Linked DNA regions of Homo sapiens: region 1 is linked to region 2. A link is a loop called in an ENCODE intact Hi-C map of the cell type or tissue named here. Cell type or tissue: B cell. All regions are shown on one strand. Links, peaks and the distances in the headings refer to the core of each region. The heading gives the core; the rest is flanking DNA.

Region 1 (8,348 bases), core at 97-8,096, 56 kb after region 2:
ATTTCCTCCGGAAAGCTTCCTAAAACTGAAGTTTCTGAGTCAAAACTATGCAGTATTTAAGGCTTTTAAAATGTTTTTTCAAATGTCCATGTAAAAACTTGTTTTCACGTTTGTCCTCTGTAGTAATAAATGAGAATGTTGTTTCACTTAAATCTTTGCTGTATTAGTCTGTTTTCACACTGCTAATGAAGATACCTGAGACTGGGTAATTTATAAAGAAAAGAGGTTTAATTGACTCACAGTTCCACATTGTTGGGGAGGCCTCAGGAAACTTACAACCATGGCAGAAGGCACATCTTCACAGGGTGGCAGGAGAGAGAATGAGTATCCAGCAAAGGGGGAAGCCCCTTATAAAACCATCAGCTCTCTTGAGAGCTAACTCACTACCAGAGAAAAGGATGATTCAATTATCTTCATCTGGTCCTTCCCATGACATGTGGGGATTATGGGAACTAAAATTCAAGGTGAGATTTAGGTGGGGACACAACCAAAACATATCATTCCACCCCCAGCCCCTCCTAAATCTCATGTCCTCACAATTCAAAACACAATCATGCCCTTTCGACAGTCCCCCAAAGTCTTAATTCATTCCAATATTAACTCAAAAGTCCAAATCCAACTTGCTTTTGATTTTAAAGGCTCATAGGTGGAAAGGACAAGGCAAGTGCCTTCCACCTATGAGCCTTTAAAATCAAAAGCAAGTTAGTTACTTCCTAGATACAATGGGGGTATAGGCATAGGGTAAATACACCCATTTCAAATGGGAGAAATTGGCCAAAACAAAGGGGCTACCCCTTTGTTTTTGGAATTGCCCCATGCAATTCCAAAATCTAATAGGGTAGTCATTAAACCTTGAAGTTCCAAAATGATCTCCTTTGACTCCATGTCTCACACCCGGATCATGCTGATGAAAAGGTAGGCCCCCATGGCTTTAGGCAGCTCTGCCCCTGTGGCTTTGCAGGGTACTGCCTCACTCCTGGCTGCTTTCACAGGCCAGCATTGAATGTCTGTGGCTTTTACAGACGTACAGTGCAAGCTGTTGGTGGATCTACCATTCTGGGGTCTGGAGGATGGTGGCCCTCTTCTCACAGCTCCACTAGGCAGTGTCCCAGTGGGGACTCTGTGTGGGAGCTCCCACCCCACATTTCTCTTCTGCACTGCCCTAGCAAACGTTCTCCATGAGTACTCTGCCCCTGCAGCAAACTTCTGCCTGGACATCCAGGCATTTCCATATATCCTCTGAAATCTAGGTGGAGGTCCCCAAACCTCAATTCTTGACTTCTGTGCACCCACAGACTAACATCACATGGAAGCTGCCAAGGATTGGAACTTGCATCCTCTGAAGCAATGGCCTGAGCTGTACATTGGCCCCTTTTAGCCATGGATGGCACGGCTGGGACAGAGGACACCAAATCCCAAGGCTGCACATGGCAGAGGGGCTCTGGGCCTGGCCCAGGAAACCATTTTTCCCTCCTAAGCCTGTGATGGGAAGGGCTGCTGTAAAGATCTCTGACGTGCCCTGGAGACATTTTCCCCATTGTTTTGGTGATTAACATTCGGCACCTCATTCCTTATGCAAATTTCTGCAGCGGGCTTGAATTTCTCCCCAGAAAATGGGTTTTTCCCTGGAGGTGGAGGTTGCAGTGAGCTGAGATCACGCCACTTCACTCCAGCCTGGACAACAGAGCAAGACTCCGTCTCAAAAAAAAAAAAAAGAAAGAAAGAAAATGGTTTTTTCTTTTCTATTGCATCATCTGACTGAAAATTTTCCAAACTTTCATTGTCTGCTTCCTCTTGAATGCCTTGCCACTTAGAAATTTCTTCCACCAGATACTTTAAATCATCTCTGTCAAGTTCAAAGTTCCACAGATCTCTAGGGCAGGGGCAAAATGCTGCCAGTCTCTTTGGTAAAGTATAGCAACAGTCACCTTTGCTCAAGTTCCCAACAAGTTCCTCCTCTCCATCTGAGACCACCTCAGCATAGACTTCATTGTCCATATCACTATAAGCATTTTGATCAAAGCCATTTAACAAGCCTCTAAGAAGTTTCAAACTTTCCCACATTGTTCTATCTTCTGAGGCCCATGTCTCTGGGAAGTTCCAAACTTTCCCATATTTTCATGTCTTCCACTGAGCCCTCCAAACTGTTTTAACTTCTGCCTGTTACCCAGGGCCAAAGTTGCTTCCACATTTTCGGGTATCCTTATAGCAGAGCCCCACTCTCCCAGTACCAATTTGCTATATTAGTCCATCCTCATGCTGCAAATAAAGACATACCTGAAACTGGGTAATTTATAAAGGAAAGAGTTCCACATGGCTGGGGAGGCCTTGGGAAACTTACAGTCATGGTGAAGGCTCCTCTTTACAGGGTGGTAGGAGAGAGAATGAGTGCCCAGTGAGTGGGGAAGTCCCTTATAAAAGCATCAGATCTCATGAGAACTAACTCACTAGCACAAGAACAGGATGGGGGAAACTGCCCCCATGATTCAGCTATCTCCACCTGGTCCCTCCCACGACACGTGGGGATTATGGGAACTTTAATTCAAGATGAGATTTGGGTGGGGACACAGCCAAACCATATCACTTGCCACACCTGGATATTTATAATTATTATTCACCAATGTGATAAAGTCCAAAGGGATCTTAAATTTAAACTTTAAATTTTTTTATTTTTAAATTTCTATGTATTTAGTGTAAGACAATTTTTTCATATATTGATTAGCTGGTTATATTCTTTTATGTAACTTTTACTTAAGTTTTTTGCCATTTTTTTCTAGTAGGTTGTTTATGTCTATACTGTTTGGAATGTTAACATTTGGGATATCAACACTTTTTCTGCCCTATATGTTGCAGGTGTTTTTTTCTCTGCTAGGCATTTTTCTTTTAATTTAGTTTATAAAGATTTTGATTTATGGAAGTTTTACATTTATATGTAGTTGACACTATCATTTTTTTCCTTTTCATTTCTGCTTTTGATGTCATAGTCATACTTAGAAAGGCCTCCCTCATTCTCAAGAGACTAATAATTTCCTAGTACATTTTTCTTTCTTCATTATAGTTGAATATTCAATTCTTTTGGAACTTACTTGACATGTGGGGTTCTGATCTGAATTTTTTCTCCCAAGCTGGTCTAAAAACCAATTACTGAACAATTACTTTTTTATAGAATATTTAGGAATATAGTCTTTATTATATATTAATTTCTTACATACTTGAAAAATAAATTTTATTGTGCATATTTGAGGTATACCATATGATGTTATAAAATAGATATAGAGAGACAGTGAAATGGTTACAATCATGAAGCAAATTAATAAATTAATATACTTCTCATCTCACATAGTTACTTTTTCTTTTTAGCAAAAGTAGCTAAAATCTACTTATTTAACAAAAAATCCTAATCTAATATAATTTAATTAACTGTAGTCCTCATTTTGTACATGAGATGTCTAGACTTCTTTATTCTACATATCTCCCACTTTGCATCCTTTGACCTATGTCTCCCCTTTTCCACACTTCTCCCCACCTTCACCCCAGCTCTTGGCAACCACTGTTTCATTCTCTATTTCTGTATATTTGACATCTTTTCTGTTTTTTTAGATTCCATATATAAGTGAGATCATGCAATATTTTTCTTTCTGTGTGTGGATCATTCCACTTAGCATAATATCCTCCTGGTTCACTCATATTGTGGAAATTGGTAGGACCTCATTCTATTTAAGGCTGAATAATATTCTATTGCATATATACATTTTCTTTATCCATTCATCAATGGACAGACACTTTATGTTATTTCTGTATCTTAGCTATTGTGAATAACGCTGCACTAAACAGGGGAGTGCAGATATTTTTATGAGGCAGTGATTTTATTTTCTTTGGGTATATGCTCAGAAGAGGGTTTGCTGGGTCATATGGTAGTTCTATCTTTAATTTCTTTAGAAACCTCCATACCGTTTTTCCATAATAACCATACCCATCTACATTCCCACTGACAGGGTGCTAGGTTCTTTTTCTCCATACCCTCCCCAACACTTGTTATCTCTTGTGTTTTTTATAATAGCCATCTTAACAGGTGTGAAGTGATAGCACATAGTGGTTTTAATTTGCATTTCCCTGATGATTAGTGATGATGAGAACGTTTTCATATACCTGTTGACCATTTTTATGTCTTCTTTAGAGAAATGTCTATTCAGGTCCTTTGCCCATTTTTGAATTGGGTTATTTACTTTTCCACTTTGAGTTATAAGCATTCTTTACAGATTTTGGGTATACACACATTATCAGATATGTGGTTTGCAAATATTTTTTCTCAGTGTACAGGTTGCCTTTTTATTTTTTTTGGTTGTTTCCTTTGATGGCCAGAAGCTTTTTAGTTCGATATAGTCGCATTTATTTGCTTTTGCTATTGTAGCCTGAGCTTTTGGTGTGATATCTAAAAAATCATTGCCAAGGCCAGTATCAAGGAGCTTTTCCCCTATGTTCTCTTCTAAAAGTTTTATGGTTTTCATATATTACACTTAGGTCTTTTATCCATTTTGATTTTATTTTTCTGTCTGGGGTAAGATAAGGGTCCAGTTTTATTCTTTTTTATGTGGAAATCCAGTTTTCCAAGGACTATTTATTGAAGAGACTATCCTTTTCCCATTGTGTCCTTTTGGTGAACTTGTCAAAAATTTGTTCACTGTTTATGTTTGGACTTATTTCTGGGTGCTTTATTCTGTTCTTTTGGTGTATGTTTCTGTCTTTATGCCAGTATTGTACTGTTTTAATTACTATAGCTTTGTAGTATAATTTTAAATTGTGATATATATTTTCAACTTTGCCTTTTCAGTATTGCTTTGGGTATTCACGGCTTTTTGTGATTATACATTAATTTTAAGATATTTTTCTATTTCTGTGAAAAATAACAGGATTTTGATGGTGATTGCATTTTATCTGTATATTACTTGGGTTGTATGGACATTTTAACAATATTAATTTTTCCAATCCATGAACACAAGGTATCTTTCCATTTATTTTTGTCTTCTTCAATTTCTTTCATCAGTATTCAGTGTACAAAGATTTCCCTTCCTTGGTTAAATTTTTTGGATGTTATCATAATGGGATTTTGAAAAAAGATTCTTTTTCAGCTAGGTCATTATTTGTGTGTGTATAGAAATACTACTATTTTTATATTGATTTTTTTATCCTGCAGCCTTACTGAATTCATTAGTTCTATTAGTTTTTTTGTGGCATCTTTGGGGTTTCCTTCATGTAGGATCATGTCATCTGCAAATAGAGATAATTTTACTCTTTCATTTCTAATTTTAATGATTTTTCTCTCTTTCTTGTCTCATTATTCTTGCTAGTACTTCCAGTACTATGTTGAACAGAAGTGAAGAGAGTGGGCATCCTTGGCTTATACTGGATCTTAATGGAAAAATTATCAGTTGTTCCCTGTTGATTACAATGTTAGGGGTGTTTGTGTGTGTGTGTGTGTGTGCGTGTGTGTGTGTGTTTTAATAAATGGCCTTTACTTTAAGAAAGAAAAATTTTCCTTCTATACCTAAACTGTTAAGAGTTTTTACCAAGAAAGAATTTTAAACTTTGTAAAAATGCTTTTTATATGTCATTTGAGATAATCATGTCATTTTAATCTTTCATTCTATTAATGTGGTATATCACATTGACTGATTTGCATATACTTAACTAACCTCCATGCCATGGATAAATCCCACTTGGTCATAATGTATAACCCTTTCGATGTGTTGTTGAATTCAGTTTGCTAATATTTTATTGAAGATTTTTGCATCATATTTCATCAGAGATCCTGATTTGTAGTTTTCTTTCTTTGCAGTGTCTTTGTCTGGCTTGGGTGTCAAGATGATACTTGTCTTGCAAAATATGTTCGGAAGTATTCCCTCTAGCTCTGTTTTTCTTTTTTTTGAAGAGTTTATAAAATATTGATAATAATTCTTCTTTGAATATTTGGTAGAATTCAGCCATTAAGCCATCTGGTCCGGGTCTTTTCTTGTTGGAAGGTTTTTAAGTACCTGGACTTTATTTGTTATTGGTCTGTTGAAGTTTTCTATTTGCTTCTGATTCAATCTTGGTAAGTAACATTTCTCTAGAAATTTATTTATTTGCTTTGGGTAATCCACTCAGTTGGCATATAATTGTTCATAATAGTCCCTTAAGATTATTTTAATTTCTGAGATGTCTGTTGTAAAATCAGGTGTCTGGTTTCATGTATTTGAGTATTCTCTCTTTATTTCATATTAGTATCACTAGAGGTTTGTCAATTTTGTTTTTTGAAATATTCAACTTTTGGTTTTATTAATTTTTCTGGATTTTTTAATTCTCTATTTGATATTTCTGTTCTGATATTTATGATTTCCTTCCTTTTGCTAGCTTTAGGTATAGTTTGTTCTTTTCCTAGCTCCTTCAGGCATAATATTAGGTTATGTATTTTAGATACTTTTCCATTTTTAATGTAGGCATTTATTGCTATAAACTTTCCTCTTAGAATGATTTTTCCACATCCCATAGGTTTTAGTTTGTTGTGTTTCCATTGTCACTTGTCTCAAAATATTTTTTAAATTCCTGTTCTGATTTCTTTTTTGACCCATTGGTTGTTCAGGGGCATATTATTTAATTTATACATATTTGTGAATTTTCTAAGATTCCTTCTTTACTGATACTAAATATTGACCACAATTCATACCGTTGTTGTCAATAACAATACTAGATGCTTTTTCAATCTTCTTGAATTCTTTAAGACTAGCTTTGTGGTCTAACATATAGTCTATCTGGAGAATGTTACATGTGCACTAGATAGGAATACATATCCTGCTGCTGTTGGATGGAAAGTTCTAAATTTGTCAGTAAGGTCCATTTGATCTTAAGTGCAGTTCAAGCCCAGTACTTACCTGTTAATTTTTAGTCTAGTTGATCTATCCACTATTGAAAGTGGGGTACTATTACTAATACAACAATACTATTATTGTATTGCTATCTATCTCTATCCTTATGCCTATTTACATATACATATGTTTGCCAATGTTGGATAAATATAAATTTTCAATTGCTATATCTTCTTGAATAATTGACTCCTTTATTATTAAATAATAATTTATTATAATTAAATGATTTATTATAAATAAATATTAAACAGTAAAACCTTTTTTGTCTCTTGTGACATTTTTTGACTTAAAGTCTATTTTATCTGATATCAGTACAGCAATTCCTACTCTCTTCTGGGTACTGTTTACATGACCCAGATGTTAAATTTCTTCTTCCATCCCTTCACTTATAGTCTGAGTGTCTTTTAAGCTGAAATGGATCTCCTGTATGCTGCATATAATTGAATCTTCCTTTTTAATCCGTTAAGCTACTCTAGGTCTTTTGATTAGAAGGTTAATCCATTTACTTAAAGACTTAAATGTTAGACATAAAACCATAAAAACCCTAGAAGAAAACCTAGGCAATATCATTCAGGACATAGGCATGGGCAAGAACTTCATGACTAAAACACCAAAAGCAATGGCAACAAAAGCCAAAATAGACAAATGGGATCTAATTAAACTCAAGAGCTTCTGCACAGCAAAAGAAATTACCATCAGGGTGAACAGGCAACCTACAGAATGGGAGAAAATTTTTGCAATCTACTCACCTGACAAAGGGCTAATATCCAGAATCTACAAAGAACTTAAACAAATTTACAAGAAAAAAAATCACACAACCCCATCAAAAAGTGGGCAAAGGATATGAACAGACACTTCTCAAAAGAAGACATTTATGCAGCCAAAAAACACATGAAAAAATGCTCATCATCACTGGCCATCAGAGAAATGCAAATCAAAGCCACAATGAGATACCATCTCACACCAGTTAGAATGGCGATCATTAAAAAGTCAGGAAACAACAGGTGCTGGATAGGATGTGGAGAAATAGGAACACTTTTTCACTGTTGGTGGGTCTGTAAACTAGTTCAACCATTGTGGAAGACAGTGTGGCAATTCCTCAAGGATCTAGAACTAGAAACACCATTTGACCCAGCCAACCCATTACTGGGTATATACCCAAAGGATTATAAATCATTCTGCTATAAAGACACATGCACACGTATGTTTATTGTGGCACTATTTGCAATAGCAAAGACCTGGAACCAACCCAAATGTCCATCAATGATAGACTGGATTAAGAAAATGTGGCACATATACACCATGGAATACTATGCAGCCATAAAAAAGAATGAGTTCATGTCCTTTGTAGGGACATGGATGAAGCTGGAAACCATCATTCTCAGCAAACTATCACAAGGACAGAAAATCAAACAACACATGTTCTCACTCATAGGTGGGAACTGA
Region 2 (8,348 bases), core at 314-8,313:
GAAGAAAAGGAACAATGTCTTTGCCTTTCTTCTCCATGCAACACCTCACATAATTGCATGTACTCCCTATAGACTTGCAACAAATCCTTTCAGAAGCATTACGTGGCATTTCTAAGCATCAAATGTGATTTGTATTGACTTAAGTCATGCTTCATGTATTGACATGAAGTCCATGCTTCAAAAACCAATTATTTATTAATCATTAACTCAGTCCTTACTATAAGCCAGCCCTTAGTCACTTCCAAACAAGAAGACTCCCAAAGTGGTACATATGTAGAGTTGGGTTGTTTAGTTGTTTGTTTGCTTTGCCACTCCCTGAATTTCTTTATGATACTTTATGTAGACCTTTTAATGTTCTCTGCTATTCATTTTTAAGTTGGTGGTTCAATTAGTACTACTTCCTTGTGGAAAAAGTCATAATATTATTTAAATTGACATAATCAAGGACATTTTTAGGACAATGACCCCAAACGTGGCCCATTTTATTGTTCTTTTCTCCTCATTGTTCCTATTTTCTATCTCACATTTATATTCTGTCATCTTGTTTTCTTCTAGAAAATCTAAGTTTAGAGAAAGAAAGTATCTTCTTTTGACTATCATTATGATGTTTGCTTTTTTTTTTTTTCTTTTAAGGAGCTAAGCCTCTATAGTTTGGTGAAACCAAAATTTTAAAGTTAGAAAAAAAAGAAGAAAAATCAACTCTAAGTGCAATCTTCCAAATATATAGAGAGAGCTTAAACCATCTGATATCACAAGCTCACTGTCTAAATTAACCTGACTTTACTATTCCTGGAAATTCTTGCCTAGGAAGACAAAGTTGTCAGTAATTTTACTGTTTCTTTCAAGTATTTCTCCAAAATCCTTTTTTTCCCCCAGATGATAGACTACTAGCCTCCTCAATTAGCCCTTATTAGAGTAAGTACCTCATTCTCAGGGTTCATCAAACAAATATTTACTCAATATTGTCCTAGAAATTCTTACCGTCTATGTAATCCTAAATGATTACATCCCCAAGCCTGCCCAACTGCAATTAGATCACCCTCCCCAGCCAATCCCCTCCATGTCAATACACCCACATAACTCCCCTGACCCCCAAAACCTCATATGCTTCTCACTTTTGTCCTTCCTGCTCAGAGATGCTACTAAGACTCAGCTTTGCTTGATCATGGGTTATTTTGGTATTTTTTCAGGGAATCACCAGTCAACAGCCACCAATATTTAATGGGTACCTAGCACTGACCTACATTTTGTAGGCACATAATAAATAGTCTAGTGGGTAAGAAGGATACATAAAAATCCATAATTTTAGGCAGAATCAAGTAAATGCTTTCATAAATGCGTGAACAGCCCATCCTGATGGAACTCACCAAAGGATCTGCTAGCACTTTTTAGAGGAAGTGATCATGGAATTTAGGGTGTTGTAAAGGCTAACTTGCAACCTTCTGGAGGCTTACACCTTGTAGTGACTTTCTTTTAATTCTCAGATAACTTCTGGAGATTCCTATGGCCACTTTAATTAGAAACAACATGAAATAAGTCCAAAATTTCATCAGTTGCTCTAATCCTTGATACTGTGGTGATGAATTTTTGGGGGCTCCCTCAAAGAAGAAAATAGGATTCAAGCACACTCACACACACGCAGACACACATGCACACACAAACATATATATATACACACACACACATATATATACACACACACATATATATATACACACACACATATATATACACACACATACACACATACGTATACATATATATACATATCTCAAGGAGGCAGAACCTACCTATCTGCCAGGGCCATCCTGCTCTTTCTACAGCCTGTGGACCTGCAGACCATCTTCCCAGCCATCTGGTGGAATCTTAGTCCTAAGACAAGGCACGATGTTTCGTGGTCAGTCACCCATGCTTCCTGCAACCTACTCCGACAGTGAAAAAACACACCAAAGCACTTGTTTAAACAAAGCTTACTGAAACAGAACTCTGATGGTCCTCTAATATATTTTTTCATGGGGTTTGGTTGGGGGATGGTGGAGCTGGTGGTATAACCAATACGTTTTGGTAAACATGAAGCAAATTAAACAAAATGAGGCTTTTGTTCCCATGGTAATTGTATAATTTTCTCTTAAGGAAAGTATGGATTTTGTTTGTGCAGCTGACAATTACTGTTGAAAGTACAGTGTGGCCTGCTATTAGTTTTCTGAAGATGGTCCCAATCCAAGAATGTTTTGAGAATATTCTATTAGCCTAAACAGAAGCTATTCCCATTAGAAATAAATATTCTGGCCACATCCTAATTACACTTTTAAAATTAAAAAAAAAAGGCATTCGTGTGTTCATAGTAACTGTATTTCTACATTGTCCACAAAAAAATATCAACCTGATTTCCAATGAGTTAATAAAGTTTCAGTGTCTTGCAGTGATTCAGCTTAACTTTGTTGAGAAGTAGTCCAAGTATGTGGAGAAACAGCAGGTGCTGGAAACAAAAGCCTCTTTCTACCCTTTGTCAAGATAACAAGATTCAAAGAGTCTCATACAATGACCAAAAGTTGATCAGGGCCATAGTCATCCTATCAGGAGAGCATAGGAGCCACCTTCTACCTCATTAGCACTGTTTATCTCATATCGTGTTAGCATTCATTTTCAGTAATATGATATAAGAATGTAATGATGTATAAGTGTTTTTTAATGTTGTGTAAGTGAAAACAGGTGGGTAATTTACCATGGGCTCCATGCAGATTGGAGCTGGCATTTCACAAAGAGAACACTGAGCTATTTTTTTTTTTTTGGTAAGTATTTTTTTTTTAGCCTGGGTCAGATTTCAACAACCATGGTTTTTAAAGTCACTTAGTCATGTCTATACGAGGCATGACACCACAGATCTGTGAACCCAAAGCAAAAATCAAGAGAGTTATTTACCAGGGCTGAATGCCTCAACCAACAACAAGCATGCTTATATCGTTAACTTTCGTTCAGTATGGAAGCGAAGAGGGGACAGCAGTTTAAACAAGGTATCACGGGTATTCAAAGAAGCCCATAATTAGAGTACAAGCTGCTGATTAGAGCACTGGCCCTGCCTAGATACCTGGCCGCTGAGCTAATGGACAATTCTTTATGCAGAAGTCAGGAGTGTTACTTTATAAGAGTTATGATGAACATCGGGTGGCATTGATTAGTCCCTGCTTTTCCCAGGAAGTTAGAAAGAATTTGTATACCTCTACATCTTTTTATAAAATACTCAGGTGACATTCCTGTTGCCAAGATATCAATAATCTGAATTAATTTCATCATCATCAATACTAGCTGAGCTAATAAAGCTGGAGAAGCCAGGTGTCTTCATGCCTTTTTCTAGGACAAGTGTTACTCAGAGTCTCCCATGACTATTTGCTGATGAAAGGTTATAATAGATTTAATAACGTCTGAGAAAGTAAAGAGCTAATTTTGTAAGTGAAAGTGAGATGCTTCTTTCTACCCCAAACGTTTGTAGAGACAGCACTTTTTATTTTCCAGATTTTCTACTTTCCCATTTTAATATTGAAATAGAAGAAAAATGTTCCCCACCAAGTGCATTTCTGCAGCCTTGTTCTGTGTCTCACGTTGCCTGTCAGTCTGTGATACTACATTCCACAATGCCCTGCGGGAGAAAGAAATTGTGTCCAGACGCAGCCATGGGAATGGAATTTCCCATACCTTGAGAGTGACCTCCAATTTGACCTTAAAATTAAAAACTTGTTTGTGAACTCCTGAGAGGGAAAAAGAAGTATATAACAGTAGCTGCTGTTTAAAAATATAATTGGCAAGCATAGTATAGAAACAACACATGAGTCAATCATGGGCTCCCTTAGATCCCAACAACTCACAGCCCAGATTTCCTGTGTTTTCCTGCCCATGAATGGGGTGAACCACCCGTGTAAACATCCAGGAGGGAAAAGAACGATTCCTTTCTAATCCCCATTTGCACTGGTAACTTTTCCCCAGTGTTTGTTTAAGAACTGGCATCTCTCACTCATTCAGTCACAGTCTGAGAATTTGTCATCAGGCTCATTTGTGCTTAAGAGCACAGATTGGAGCTTTGGCACCAGAAAAGGCTTGAGTCTCAACTCTACCACTTGCCAGCTGTGTGACCTCAGTTTCCTGATCTGTAAAATGGTGATAAACAGTGATACAGTAGTCCCCCTTATCAGTAGGGTATATGTCCCAAGATCCCCAGTGGATACCTGAAACCACAGATAGTACCAAGCCCTATACTATGCATACATACCTAAGATAAAGTTTAATTTATAAATTAGGCAAAGTAAAAGGTTGACAACACTCACTAATAATAAAGTAGAACAATTATAACAATATACTGTAATAAAAGTTACATGAATGTGGTCTCTGTCTCTCTCTAAATACTGTAATATTTTCAGACCATGGTTGACGTTAGGTAACTGAAACCATGGAAAGTGAAACTGCAGAAAAAGGGGAACTACTGTATGTACCTAAGACGGTTGTTTTGAGAAGAAAAGTTTATATACTGGTACCTCATTTCACTAATAGTCTATGTCATGAATTTTTCTTCTTATGGAAATTGCCGAATGACTATTATTCCTTATGATCAAGAGAGTTTTAGATGCTGTATCCATTTCTGCCCTATGAGAAAATGATGAACAAAAAGGTATGTTACTAATGTCGTCAACAATATATCACATTTCACAGTTTATGGATGTATTCACATCACATTATTTAATCCTTGCAATAATCCTGTTATTAATCTTTGGATGGCTATTATTGCCTGTATTGTCCAGATGACATATTACTACCTCTATTTATGTATTGAGAGGTAAAGTCCAAACATTGTAAGGGACTTATTCAAGTTCAGATATTGTCTGTACAACTAGACTATGGATTTGAGAACAGCCCTGCCTTAGGAAGTCCTTTGCCATTTCAGTTACAGCAGGTGGACAAAATAAAAGTATTTGCTGTGAATTCTATTTTTTATTTTTATTCTTTATTTATTATGACTATTATTTTGAGATGGAGTCTCACTTTGTTGCACAAGCTGGGGTGCAGTGGTGGGACCTTGGCTCACTGCAACCTCCACCTCCTGGGTTCAAGCAATTCTCCTACCTCAGCCTCTTGAGGAGATGGGACTACAGACACACATCACCATGTCTGGCTAATTTTTTGTTTGTTTGTTTGTTTTTTGAGACAGAGTCTCGCTCTGTTGCCCAGGCTGGAGTGCAGTGGCGCAATCTCGGCTCACTGCAAGCTCCGCCTCCCGGGTTCATGCCATTCTCCTGCCTCAGCCTCCTGAGCAGCTGGGACTACAGGCACCCGCCACCACGCCCAGCTAATTTTTTTGTATTTTTAATAGAGACGGGGTTTCACCGTGTTAGCCAGGATGGTCTCGATCTCCTGACCTCGTAATCCACCCACCTCGGCCTCCTAAAGTGCTGGTGGGATTACAGGTGTGAGCCACCGTGCCCGGCCACATCTGGCTAATTTTTATTTTGTATTTTTAGTAGAGACAGGGTTTCATCATGTTGGCCAGGCTGGTCTAGAACTCCTGGCATCAACTGATTTGCCCGCCTTGTCCTGGATTTGCCTCCAGGATGCTGCAATTGATAGGGAACATAGGGGTATGTGATTGCTTGACTTGTTTCTTGCTCTACTGAAATTTCCATCTTGTTGAAAGTAAAGAAATATTAATACAGTCTAGCCCGAAGAGAGTAGATTTTCCTAATTTTCCAGACTCCAAAACAACAGTTTCTTTAATCCCAGCTAGACAGCCAGCCACAGCTGATGGGCGAGGTTCGTTACCAACACAGGTGCAGCCAATCCATTGCATGGCCAATCACAGTGACTTTTTCAAGAACTTAAACTAGTAACACAGGCATTAAGGAAGTTGGATGCTGAGTCAGGCTACCATAAGAATAATAAATAAAATGCAAGGACTCCGTTGATGAGATCCAAAAATATGTCCTGCTTCTTATCTGTCCTTATGATAAACCTCTTTTACTTAAACTAGCTGATTTGCAACAAAACCATCTTTGAATCAGAACTCATCTGCTGAAGGAATCAGCTGGGAGGGAATATTGTGGGCTTGAGGAATCAGTTGAGGGTTCATTAAAGAGGGAGGCAAAGCCAGTGTGGGTTACAGGAGTAACCCACTGCACCCTGCCTTTGCTGGGAATTCTAAGCTAATTATCTACCACTGACAATCAAATCGAAGACCTGGGTCATGCACGGTCTATCATGCTAGTGACTAGTAAACATTTCCATGTCAGCCAAGGAAGCATTATTATTATTATTATTTTTGTTTGTTTCTTTGATGTTCTTGTATGTTGCAATATTTTGAGATGGTTTGCTAAAAGTCGGATTTATTTGTTGTTGTTTTTGTTTGTTTTCTTCTTTTGCCTCAATGAAGAACTGCTGGTGGACTCAACTCTTCACTAGATGACATAGGCCTGCATAGCAAAAGGCCAGGTTGTCTTGGGTTATCTAAGTTATGAAAAAAAAAATTGTTTTTTGCATACAAAGTGATAGACATTAAAGTTTTCAAAAGGTTGAAAGAGTTGTTTTTACCTGTATTTCATGCTGCTTAATAACTGCTTTAACCTGTTGATACAGAACTGAATTATCCTAATCTCCTATTTAATTGAAGACTAGCTATGTGTCCAGAACTCTGCAAGAAACCATGAAGCATATTTTTTCTTTAAATGACACAACATGGTTTCTGCCACAAGGTGCTGAAAATCTAGCAGACATAAAATTCTTCTTGAAGTCTTCCAGACACTTTCAAGAACAATACAACACAAAATATAATTAAATGTGATACTGTGTTTTATAAATGGCAAACATTACGGGAGTTAGAGAAGCCAACAGTGGACTGCAGCAGCCAGGGAGGGAGACAGGAAACCTGTCCTACTTTCACCTGCTCCATTCATCTCCTAGTCCAGAAAGGGTACTCCAAGTACTAAAGACCACTATATTTTGCTATAATACATCTAGTCAAATATATCACATTTTATAAAAGTGGGATTGTGATGTATATATGATTTTAACCTTTTTTCACTTAATTTTACTTAAACATATACTGAATTGTTATATAGTATTTCATATTTCTTAGTTTCCCTCCTGTTGGACACTTAGGCTATTTCCAGTTTTACCAATAGAGGAAACCTACAATAACCATCCTTGTAACACTACAGAAGTATTTGTGTATACCTCTGATTATTTTTTCCATAAAATAACCTACTAGAAGAAAATACATTTCTCATCAGACCAAAGGTAAGCTTTAAGGCAGTTCTAAATATTAAGCAAAGGAAGAAAATATAATAAAATTTATCAATAAGTTTGGGCTTATAAAAATGAGACTCTTTGTTTCCATTTTTGTGTGTACTTGAGGACATGCCCTGCTATCTAGCTACAAATCTGATAAGTGGGTAGACTAATTGGCCACTATTATATTTGTTGTGCAGAAGCAAGGAGTTGGGGAATTTATGTTAGTCTTCACAGTCTAAAGGTACCATCAGATATGGAAGGCAAGTATATAAATGTGTCCATCTGAAACTAGAAGATCCATGAGGCCTTATTCTCAGAGGTCTCCTTGGCTTTCTGATCTTTCCTCATGTAACTAATATGCTCAGCTCCAACTCACTTGCAGAATCAGGCTTCAAGAGATTGAGACAGAATGAAGAGATGGTCCAATATGCCTTTAAAAATCCCCTAATCTTTTCATTTTATTTAGATAAGAACTTTTTAAAGGATGAATGCCATTTAAGCTTATTAAGACGCTTATTTGTTCTAACATAACACACAAAAACACATTGGTGAATTATCAAGCTGACAATGCACTTAGTAATGAGTAAGGATTAATGTCTTTGCAGAAATGTGATTCATGAATAAAAACTGGTGCAAAATTAAACTCTAGACATACACAGTCATTTGTAACCTTTAAAAAGACTGTGCTGAGTTGTGAATTATTTTTGCATAGGACTGAGGTAAGAGTTATGAAAATATGAGGTGAGAAGAGGTGTTAGGGGGTGATCTTTTTTACCTTTAGGCCCATACTTAAAGCCTCACAACCAGTTGGGTTGCCACAGCTTGCTGCTGTCTGTCCTGCCTCTAGCTTAAAGGCTAGACCAATACAACTACCTAGAGGTCAGCAGCAAACGTTTGTATTGTTTGTGCCTAGACCTTCCCTCTTCATTCCCAGTCCATTTTCCCAGCACTATTTCCACCAAATTTAAAACTCCTAGTAATTGCTATGGTTTGAATTGTCTCCCCCAAAAGGTTGTTGAAGCTCTAGCCCCCAGAACCTGTGAATGTGACCTTATTTGGAAATAGGGTCTTTGAAGATG

The links. A loop is a pair of places that touch in the nucleus more often than their neighbours do. Peaks named below come from ENCODE experiments on the same cell type or tissue, not always from the same donor. Only the 100,000 strongest peaks of a DNase experiment are listed, where the experiment ranks them.
Region 1: a loop joins it to region 2, with 4 times the contacts of the local background. A loop is called at or near these places in 2 of 110 quality-filtered maps.

What each region holds. Positions count from the first base shown.
Region 1 is chr18:25,570,392-25,578,739 of GRCh38, forward strand. No RefSeq gene overlaps it. Among named protein-coding and RNA genes, the nearest start is that of ZNF521, 220 kb to the left of the region's middle. In B cell, for the core only: no CTCF peak of the experiment used is centred there; no DNase peak of the experiment used is centred there.
Region 2 is chr18:25,514,445-25,522,792 of GRCh38, forward strand. No RefSeq gene overlaps it. Among named protein-coding and RNA genes, the nearest start is that of ZNF521, 170 kb to the left of the region's middle. RefSeq lists an enhancer at 4,369-4,538. In B cell, for the core only: no CTCF peak of the experiment used is centred there; a DNase peak (open chromatin) is centred at 4,457; H3K27ac peaks cover 1,163 bases.